Regions from separate parts of the Homo sapiens genome. Here region 2 is linked to region 1. A link is an interaction called in ENCODE POLR2A ChIA-PET data of the cell type or tissue named here. Cell type or tissue: Panc1. All regions are shown on one strand. Links, peaks and the distances in the headings refer to the core of each region. The heading gives the core; the rest is flanking DNA.

Evidence for each region. ChIA-PET counts read pairs that join two places held together with the same protein. Peaks named below come from ENCODE experiments on the same cell type or tissue, not always from the same donor. Only the 100,000 strongest peaks of a DNase experiment are listed, where the experiment ranks them.
Region 2: POLR2A ChIA-PET joins it to region 1 with 8 read pairs; 2 of 35 experiments call an interaction of 5 or more read pairs at or near these places.

The regions. Positions count from the first base shown.
Region 1 is chr2:195,361,876-195,367,267 of GRCh38, forward strand. All of the region lies in intron 1 of LOC105376755 (a long non-coding RNA gene), which reads right to left. It overlaps LOC105373817 (a long non-coding RNA gene), which reads left to right and starts at 3,952. Exons shown (of 3, transcript XR_923733.3): 1 at 3,952-4,049. In Panc1, for the core only: no CTCF peak of the experiment used is centred there; a DNase peak (open chromatin) is centred at 2,386; H3K27ac peaks cover 1,515 bases.
Region 2 is chr2:195,296,334-195,301,725 of GRCh38, forward strand. All of the region lies in intron 1 of LOC105376755 (a long non-coding RNA gene), which reads right to left. Among named protein-coding and RNA genes, the nearest start is that of LINC01825, 230 kb to the right of the region's middle. In Panc1, for the core only: no CTCF peak of the experiment used is centred there; no DNase peak of the experiment used is centred there.

The DNA.
Region 1 (5,392 bases), core at 290-5,289:
GAAGCCATCTTTATTCTTTTTTTTTTTTTTTTTTTGAAATGGAATCTCACCCTGTCACCCAGTCTGCAGTAGTGCAGTGGCATGATCTCAGCTCACTGCAACCTCCACCTTCCAGGTTTAAGTGATTCTCATGCCTCAGCCTTCCAAGTAGCTGAGATTACAGGCATGCACCACCACACTTGGCTAATTCTTGTATTTTCAGTAAAGTCGGGGTTTTGCCACGTTGGCCAAGTTGGCCTCGGATTCCTGGCCTCAGGTGATCTGTCCACTTCGGCCTCCCAAAGTGCTGGGATTACAGGTGTGATCCACTGCACCCAGCCAGGAGGCCATCTTTAGAAAAAGCAATTCATCATATGACTGCATACATGTGGGTAATTTCAGAAGAAGTAGCTCCCCTACAATATATGTTCCATAAAATATTTATACTTAGGCTACCCTTGACAAATATTTTCTCTTCACAATACAGGAAATTTTTATGAACTTGATTTTGGGTATGATGATGAGAGCAACTTGTAGGCTGAATATTACTCAAAAGAGCCTCTCTCCTGATGAAAAGCACATTTATCAAATTATTAGTGTTTCACTCTGTCAAGAGCCTAGAGTTGACAGTGAGGCTGCTTTATCATCACTCTTTGTGGAATATACAATTAACTATTACACTTTGATTTGTTCAAAAGAAATTCTTATGTGTCTACAATAAGTAACAAACCTTGGCTGGTCTAACCCTGCACCTTTAAATTGGTCAATTGACTCCTTTGACACAATACTCAACAATTTTGAACATCTTTGCTTTTTTACCCATTTTAACTATGAACATTGCCCCATATGGAACATATGCCCCATAAGGATTATGACCTTAGCCTACACTCCAGACCTCTTGCTTCGGCTCTTGACTAGAGTTTCACACTCATTGCCTTCAAACCTGATGATAGAAAGGACAAGCTTTTGGATCATTTTCTTGAATATGATTCTCACTTTTCTTCGGGCTGCATCCATCCCTTCCCCTACTCCAGTCAACAGGCTCTGCCACTGCTAGTACTGCCAGCCCAGCCTCTGCAACCCTTCCTGAATGCCAGCCTATGAAGTTTCCATTTCTGGGACTAGCAAAGCTGAAAGAATCACACCTCCAACCATGGAGAATGCAAATTTGAATTATGCAGATGCTCACCTCTAATTAGTTTAACATCTAGTTGAAGGTATAATATATGTAGACAACTAAATATAATGCAGAGCAGAATAAATGAGTGTTATAACAGAAATACAAACTCCTTAGCAGTATTAGATGAGTTCAGATAAACACCCGACCAAACATGCTTAATTTCCCTAAAAAAAAGTCATCTGATGTTGACAAATTATATATCATAAACATAGCTCAGCCAACATGTACCTAATTCAGTTGGCTATTCCAAAGGAAGACAGAACTACCTGTTCCTGAGTACCGTAGAAAAATGGTGTCCTAGGGTGAGATATGTCTTAACAATAAATGACACCTCCTACTATCCCCAACCTAGATTTCACAATGTCCAAGGTGGCATGGTGCAGTGTCACTTAATTTCTAGACAAGAAGACAGGCCCCAAACATTTCAACATACTAAAGTTTGTCACTGAAAGCTCTGTAGGAACAGAAAAAAAAAGCGTTGTGAGTGCCCAGAGATGTGCTGAATACCTATGGGAACAGTTCAGATCTCATTTATACTTCAATATACAAACAGTTCCAGCAGTATGTACACTCAAGTATAAATGATCTCATTTAATCATGTAAGTATTCAGGTATGAATGAGATCATTTATACTTGAATATTTGGTTATACACAGTTGGTTACACACAGTTCCAGCAGGATTCAGTGGTTACTGCCTGTGCTGTTGTGTCATACAAAGTTTCCACTTTGTTTATTTTGGATATTATTTAAATTTCCTCTTTGTGTTTCCTACAAAAATTTTAAACATTGCCTTTGATCTTTTCTTTTTATTCAGCTAGCTTGACTCCCTGAAATTCCAAGATATGTTTTGGCACAAGACAAAAAGAGCTGAATAGATTAAATATTTTTCTAATTCTTTTTTAAACTTTGAAGAAAGACAAGTTAAAAGTTATTGTCGATACCATGTGACTTAATCAAAGGTGCTGAATGTGTTTTTTATATGCACTTCAGAAGAATATTTGCTACTTATATCCTTTGAATAATACAGTTGAATCTCTTAGCTCATTTTTCCTTTAACAAAATTGTTAATTTAAGATCTTTTTAATGCTTTATTTTTAATTACTGGAGAAAGCCTTGAGCATTCCAAGAACGTAAGATTTAAAAATAATAATAAAGTAAGCTTCTGTTTGCTGAAGCTAACCCTTTGAATGTGGATGACTAATGTTTGGGGAATGAATAATCATTGTTCATAATTGTGGGTGGTAGTTTCTACACAGCCTGTGGACTAGTTTGTTAATCAAAGTACAATTTCATTTTTGTCTTATATAACCCAATATAAATTATTTGGGATATTGGAAACGTAGGTAAATTTTTAATAAACCAAATATTATTACAGGAAAGAATTCTGAATAATAAAGCCAGTGTTTTGTTGATCTTACTGCTGCCAGTTAACAGTTACTGACTCTGCCTTCTGACTCTGTAATGGTCATTCTCTTCTGACAAAGTATGAGTGTGGACTCTGGTCTGAGAATGGAAAGGAGAGATGTCCTCTTCCTGCTATCCTTCTCCCACAGAAGTCTCTGCAGACATAATAGATGCCTTCTATTGGTAGATTGGGCTCCAGCCTGAGCTGGACTGGGCTTCTGAGCCCTGGTTTCATGTTACTGTGAGAGGAATTCATGGAGCCTGATATGGTTTGGCTGTGTCTCCACCCAAATCACATCTTTAATTGTAGCTCCCATAATCCCCATGTATCATGGGAGGGATCGAGTGGGAGGTAATTGAATCATGGGGGCAGGTTTTTCCTGTGTTGTTCTTGTGAAAGTGAGTAAGTCTCATGACATTTGATGGTTTTATAAAAGGCAGTTCCCCTGCACACGTTCTCTTGCCTGCTGCCTTGTAAGACGTGCCTTTGCTCCTCCTTCACCTTCTACCATGATTGTGAGGCTTCTCCAGCCATGTGGAACTGTGATTCATAAATTACCCAGTCTCAGGTATGTCTTTATTAGCAGTGTGAAAATAGACTAATATAGAGCCTCAGTAGATCCATCCTGATATGGAGGCCACTCATCTCTCAGACACTGGTATCAAAACTTTAAACTTCTGTTCAATATCACTTCCTAGCATTGCAGTTGCCTTCTGGGACTTCAGCCAGCATGGTGGGCTCTAACGCCCCACCCTCTTATACCCTCTTTTCTCTCTCCTGGGAATTTGATCTTATTTCCCCTATGCCCAACGAAAGCTTAAGGTTGTACTGTACATGTGCCAACTTCCAGGCTCACATCAGCCTCCTGACTCCATCTCTGACCAATGAGTTCTCCCACTACTGTGCCAACCACCAGATGACTTCTCTGCGGATTCAGCTCTGGATTCCATCAAGGAACCAATGATGCTCCTTTGATTACCATAAAATGGCACATAGTAGGACTCACTCAGAGGCCAGCCCCCACTTCTCCTCAGTCCTTATTTCTTCACTTTCTCTCCTAAGGGGGTCCCAGCATATTTGTCAGTTCAAACTAATTTGGCAACCACCCACCCATGGCTGAATCTATGCACGACTGTCCTAAAAAAAAGTGTGGCAACTGCATTCCAGGGCTCAAAGACACTGCAGGCCCCACCTCCCACCTCCATCAAAATGCTTTTGCTTTTAGCTGTTATTCCCTGTTTCTGCCTACTGTTTTGTAACTGGATTTTGTCTCTCTGCTTAGTCCCTTTGTATTGTCTCTTCTGCCAGTCTATCTGATTTTCAATTTTAATTCTACATTTGGACTTTCTCACTAATTGCCCTCACTTCCATCCACCTACTGCAGCCTGAGGACAGGTCGAGGACAAGCCTGACATTCCATCGAGACCCGTAGGAACTGGCCAAAGCCCAGCACCCAAGAGGAAACATGGCTGGAAGAAGAGATTGGTAACTACCCAAATCAAAATCTTTTGTTTCATTTGAAATTGCCCCATTCATTCAAAACACTAATCCTTCTCCACTACCGATATACCTCTTAACCCCATCAAGGGAACCCATTTAAATTGCCAGAAGATCAACCCAAAACATATCATCATATTAAAGGAAAAATGAAAGGACATTGGTGGAAGTGATAATAGTATCTCCATATTTCCCTACTGGTTTCAAAACTTTTTTTTACGTTACTAATTCACATCCACAGGATTGGAAGTATTCATTAGAATTAAGTTTAGCTATGAGTGCCAGACACTCCAAGATAAAGTTTATTTCTCTTTTGTATATAAGTGACAGGTCCAGGGATGGCCAGGGACTCAGATGCCTGTATTCTTGCTCTACCATTCCCAGCATAAGATGCTCCTGCAGCGATTATCACATCTATTCTGGACCTAGCTTCAAGGGATGCCAGGAAATGCAGTCTTTAAGTGCCTATGTGTTTAGCTAAAAATTAAGAAAGAAAAAGATACAGATAGATATTACAGAACAATTTGTTTCTGCTACATTGGGCATGTGATTTCTAGTAATGTGTCCATTGAAATACAATTATGAAAAAGGTGTTGGTCCCTGTTCCTCCACTGTCATCATAACATTATGCAAATACATTTCTATGTATGTACCTATTTCTATGTAATGTGCATTTCTGTAGGTATCTAATGACATCCGGAAAAAATCTAATGAATTTTGAAGTACTTGAATCTTTTCTAAAATTTCTGATATCTGAGCCCATTTTATGATTATAAAATGCATTTTATCTACTTTTGCTTCATTGTTTAATGTAAATGAAATAATACAGAAATAAAATATTTGGTTCACTTTATGAGAGGTACAGCATGAACAACCAATTAAAAGTAGTTTCCAGGGATCCTTTGCCAAGAAACAAACAAGTAAAAATGATCTCTAAGTAAAGAAAGGGAATACTTGAAAGTCTTCTTTTTTTTTTTTTTTTTTTTTTGAGATGGAATCTCACTGTGTCACCCAGGCTGGAGTGCAATGGTATGATCTCAGCTCACTGGTTCACTGCAACCTCCACCTCCCAGTTTAAATGATTCTCATGCCTCAGCCTCCCAAGTAGCTGGGATTAGAGGTGCCTGCCACCACACCTGACTCATTTCTGTATTTTGGTAGCGATGGGGTTTCACCATGTCGACCAGGCTGGTCTCGAACTCCTGACTTGAAGTGATCCACCCACCTCAGCCTCCCAAAGTGCTGGAATTACAGGAGTGAGCCAGCATGCCCAGCTGAAAGTCTTCTTCATTAATACCTTTTATCTCGATATCATTTCATGAGTTTAAAAT
Region 2 (5,392 bases), core at 80-5,079, 66 kb before region 1:
ACCTAGGTGATGGGTTGATAGGTGCAACAAATCACCATGGCACACGTTTACCTATGTAACAAACCTGCACATCCTGCACATGTACCCTGGAACTTAAAATAAATTACAATTTATTATTTTTAAATTAAAAAAATTTAAAAAAAGAAAGAAATATCGAAGTCTGGAAAACACCATAACCATGGCCATTCATAATAAACTAATTAAATATTGGCACACAGATCAAAACAACAAGAAAAAGAATATTGGAAATCATTTCCTAGACTATGGTTGCTCTCTCCAGTGACCACACCTTTCCAAAGCCAAAACAGAGAGGGAGAAAGGAAAAGGGAAAGGAAAGGAAAAGGAAAAGAGAAAGGGAAAGGGAAAGGGAAGGAAGGGAAAGGGAAGGAAAGGAAAGGAAAGGAAAGGAAAGGAAAGGGAAGGAAAGGAAAGGAAAAGAAAAGAAAAGGAAAGGTTACATGAACTTTTCAACTAGGTATGTAGTTTTAAGGTTAACGTTTTTTTGATTGCAAGGGAAGGGAAGGGGAAGGGGAAGGGGAAGGGGATATATGAACTCTTCAACTAGGCATGTAGTTTTAAGGTTAACATTTTTCTGATCCCCAGTGTTGTCTATTATCTCCAGTTTGCATTTTTCAGTCTTAGATTATTTGTGTAAAAGCATTCAGTAGGCAATTCAGTAAATATGTGGCCTTTTGGTATGTGTATCACTACAAATGGGTGCAATAATGACTAGTTATGAGAAATTCAGCCACTCTGCGATGCTGACCACAGTAATAGATTCCTTTCCAGGAATGTATGTAATCTTGCATCAAAAACATTGCTTTTTGACATGCATAAAATATAGTTTAATTTATAATAGTTTTATTAGTCATTGGATCTTTACTTATTTGTTCCAATACTTCCCAGGATAACAAATGTCACTTACATGTGTGATAAAAAAGAATCTAATTGAGACCCATTCCCTAATCACATCCCCTGCAAACTATACTTTACTTATGATCTATTAATCAATAAAACTTTAGCGCCTTCATTTAAGTTGATGTTCCAATGGACATCTGAGAGTCTCTATTGGTAAATGGAATAGGGAGGGCTTGATGCGAGATGGATAATAAAATTGGTTTTCAAAAGATAGACCTAACTATATGAGATCTAGACAGCTGATGAGGGAAGAGTGGGTCTTAAGAGGGCAACATTACCTGTGACTGACTCCAAGTCACCAAATATTCTAATATAGTTTACAAGTTTCAGAAAATCACTTTGGAGTAGTAAATCAAACAATTAGCAGTTGTGATACGAAAAAGAAAAAAGAAGTTGCTGAGAAAATAAACACAATGGGAATGGAAGTTGAGGACCTATTTTAGGTAGAATAGTAAGGACTACATTTTTGAAAAGGTAACATGTAGATTGAGACCAGAGGATTCAGTGGTGTCAGTCATGAGAGATGCAGGAGTGAGAGAGAAAATACATGGGCAAAGTCTCTGAGCCTGAGAAGAACTTGGTATAGTTGAAGAAGTAAAAGCAACCCAAAATGTCAGGAGCACAGTAAGCAAGAGGAAGAGGGAGCAAGGCTGGCATGGTCTTTTCATAACCTAAAAAGTTCTTTAATCCTAAAGACTGGATTGGAAAGGACAAAGAATAAATATAGGAAGGTGTTGCACTATTCATAATGGGAGAGGATGCTGACCTAAAAAAGGTGCTATGGAACGAATATTTGTGCCCCCTCAAATTCACATGTTAAAACCTATTCCCCAGTGTGATGGTATTGCAGATGGGGACTTTGGTGATTTGATCACAAGGAGTCCTCATGAATGAAATAAGTATTCTTATAAAAGAGATCCCAGAGAGCTCCCCTGCCCTTTCCATCATGTGAAGACACAGCAAGAAGACAACAGTCAGTAATCCAGGAGGGGGCCCTGATCAGACACCAAATTTGCCAATGCCTTGATCTTGGACTTCCCACTCTTCAGAACTGTAAGAAAATTTTTGTATTGTTTCTAGGCCACCAGTCTATGGTATTTTTATTATAGCGGTCTATATGGACTAAGACAGAAAAAAAAGTTAGCAAATAAAGCTGGTTATGTTGGAGACATGTTTGGGAGAAAGACTGAATAGGCTGAACTGATAGATTGGATGAGGGGTATAAGAGAAAGGGAGAGATCAAGGATGACACTTATATTTCTGGCTTGAGCAACTGAGTGGATGATGGAGGTAGATTACTAAAAGGGGAAAAACTATTAAAGTGGGTAGTGTTAATGGAATGAAAATGTAGAGGGGAAAATCAAGAATCTTCAAATGTGTTGTATTTTGGGAACTGGTGCAACCTCCAGTGTGGCTGCTGGTAGACAATTTCATATGCAAGTCAGTAATTCAAAGGAAACGCTAGGGGTGGAAGTCAAAATCTCTTCGGTCTTATGTCCAGACACACATTGCACACATGTGCAAGAGGACATGGAGGCTCTGTATTAAAAGGGTGATATTTGTAGGTGACTTTTTCTGCAATCAAAGCCATATGCTGACATTTTCAGACACTCCTTTCTTCTTCTCTCTATCCAATAGCACTAAAACAATGAAGGTACATTTGCAAAGACCAGCTATGCCTCTCTGTGTCTCTCCTCCCTCTCTCTCTCTGCCTCTTTCATTCTCTCCCTCATGTTCCCTTCCTCTTTCCCACTCCTCTTCTTGATTCCCCAGTTCCCTCCCCTCTACCTTCATTTGATTTATGTCTATGCATAGCTCAATAATAAAATCTGAATATTAGTTTTGAGCAATTTGCAAGTGAGCAGGCCTTACCCACCCATGGCCTGTTTCCATATGTAGCTATTAAACCTAACTGATTGAGGAAAAACGTGGCCACAACTAACTAGAGTTCTCTATACTGTCATTGAGGACCCAAGACCAGCTAAGGACAAAATGTAACTTTCCTCCTATATGTCCTTTTAACTTGTGAATATAGCACCCCCTAGGAAAGGATGACTGTGATCTAGGGTAAATTCTAGATATACTGGATGACCCAATGTCAGCATCACTACCGATAAAGCTCAAATTTCTTCATTTAGTCTCATACTGTAACTGTCAGTTGGTTGCCTACTTTGCTAATTGACTTTCAGAATTTAATAATTAAGACATTCACTGTATATATAATATACTGTCCTTCTAGACTGTACTCTTCTGATTCCCTTTAACTTGAAACAGATCCAGTCACCAGCTTCCAGGCTGCAGCACATCTCAGCTGTGGAGTTTTGTAAATGCTCTAGCAATTGAAGTGTATCTTCACTATTGAATGGCATCCCTCATCTGCAAAGTCATTTACAAACTTTACTGATCAAGCTGTACATTTCTGAGTTGGAATTTAATCTACAGAGCCCTTTGCAAAATGAGCAGAATCCTTTACTAATCATGGGCAATGGTAGAATTTATTCAGCCTGTGGTAATTTGCATTATTTGCTTATTACACCCTTTGGTTTCTGCTGCAGACTGCTGTGTGTGCTGAGTTGCTGAAGCTGGGAAGTCACTCATCATATCCTACTCCCGAGGTAAGAGCATTTTGGTTGTGGAAGAAATGTCTTCTTAATGTGAAAATCTCACTGTTCATGCATGCACATATTCTCTATGTCCACATGATGCCATACTGTGAGTTCTGCCTGTACACCAACTCATAAAATTCTATGAAGGTATGATGTTCCAAAACATTAAACCAAAAGCAAACATTACTCCATTTAGCCACAGACACTGTATGGCTCCCCTCAGCCTAACACCGCAAACACTGTTTGCATTCGATGGTCCGTGTTCCCTAATGCTAATTAAATTGTTCCTATGCTACGTTTTACTGCTCTTACCCTAAAAAAAGTATTGTCAATTAATTAAACAGTATGATATGTTTAATTATTTTAATCGACCGTACATGCCATTTTATGATTTCTTCTCCAAAAAATATTTTATTCCAACTAAAACATAGAGAATCAATGAGTCAAAACGCCATGAATTAAAGAAATGCAAGCACAAATTTTTATTTCTGGTTAGCAACCCTAGATAATCTGCAACAGAAAATTACGATACAATGAATCGGAGCATTGTTTTAAAAAATAAACTGCACTGCCTTAAAACTCTGGAAAATGCATTATTTCATATGGCGAATGAATAAACTCTTGGAGGAAGGATTATATTCACATCCATTAGTATCTGAACCAACATCTAGACTTGTCAGGAAGATCAATATACTTGGTTTGTGTTTGCATCACAGAATAGCAGGAGGGCTTTTAGCTGGATAATACCTAGAGTTTAATCCTGGTGTATCAGAAGATAAAGCACTCAATTGTCCAAGAGATTATAAAGCGTATGTATTAGTACCTTGTAGACATTAACAATATAGACATTAGACCAGATAAGAGAATATGTACAATCTTGAGCACAAAAATATAATACTGGGTGACTCATTTATGCTTGTTGAAGATTTTTCTCAAGAAAGCACATAAAAATGACTAAGGTTGCCTACAGTATGCAGGCAAGAAAATATATAGCCCAGTTATAAAGTCAGGAAATATGTTCTATATTAACAAATTCACTCCTCCATCCATAAATTGTATGCAAGGAAGATTAAATAATTCCAACATGACAGAACTTGTTAAAAATAAAAGGTATATAAATCTTCACCTTCCTTTTTAAACTAATCTCCACATTTGTCCGGGAAAGATCAGGACCAACAATAATTGCCCCATTTATGGCTCTCCTACATACGTTTCCAATTTGTCTACTGAGAAATAAATGTTCTAGAAATCAAATCAAGTTATAAAAACTATTGAATATCACAATTGGATCCTTAAATGTTTTGAGGTCTGTAGCATCTAACAGACCTTTGGAAAATCTATTTCTAAAAAGAACTTTTGAAGATTTTGATAAATGTATTTTTTGTTTTACTCTCATTTTGTTTTATTCCTGGGCAGATTTCTCTGGTTTTCAGGACACCCCATTGATTTCAAAAGCTGCTTCACAGGGGCCTTCCTAGGAGTGTTCCAAGAATCTGGCAAATGTTAAGAAGAAAGGTTTTAATTTCAAAAATGTGATTCAAATTATTTATGTTTAATCACTTTTATAAAATAATCATTGATATATTGTGGGGAATGAGATATTTCAGAAAAATTCAAAAGAACATTTGAAAAATGTGTGGCACCTTTTATTATTTAGTTGTTTTCTAGATAATTTTTACAGTGTACACCCCAGTGGGGACATGCTCACAAAATCTATCTCACTATTAGATTTTTGCCAGATACAATAGAGCAGAAAGACAGCTCAGATGGGATTGGACAGGCAGAGTAAAAACTGAAGCAAAACTATTCCAAGTTTAAAGATTTATTCACTTAGCATTGAGTTCCTGCTGGGGAATAACTTGCTGATT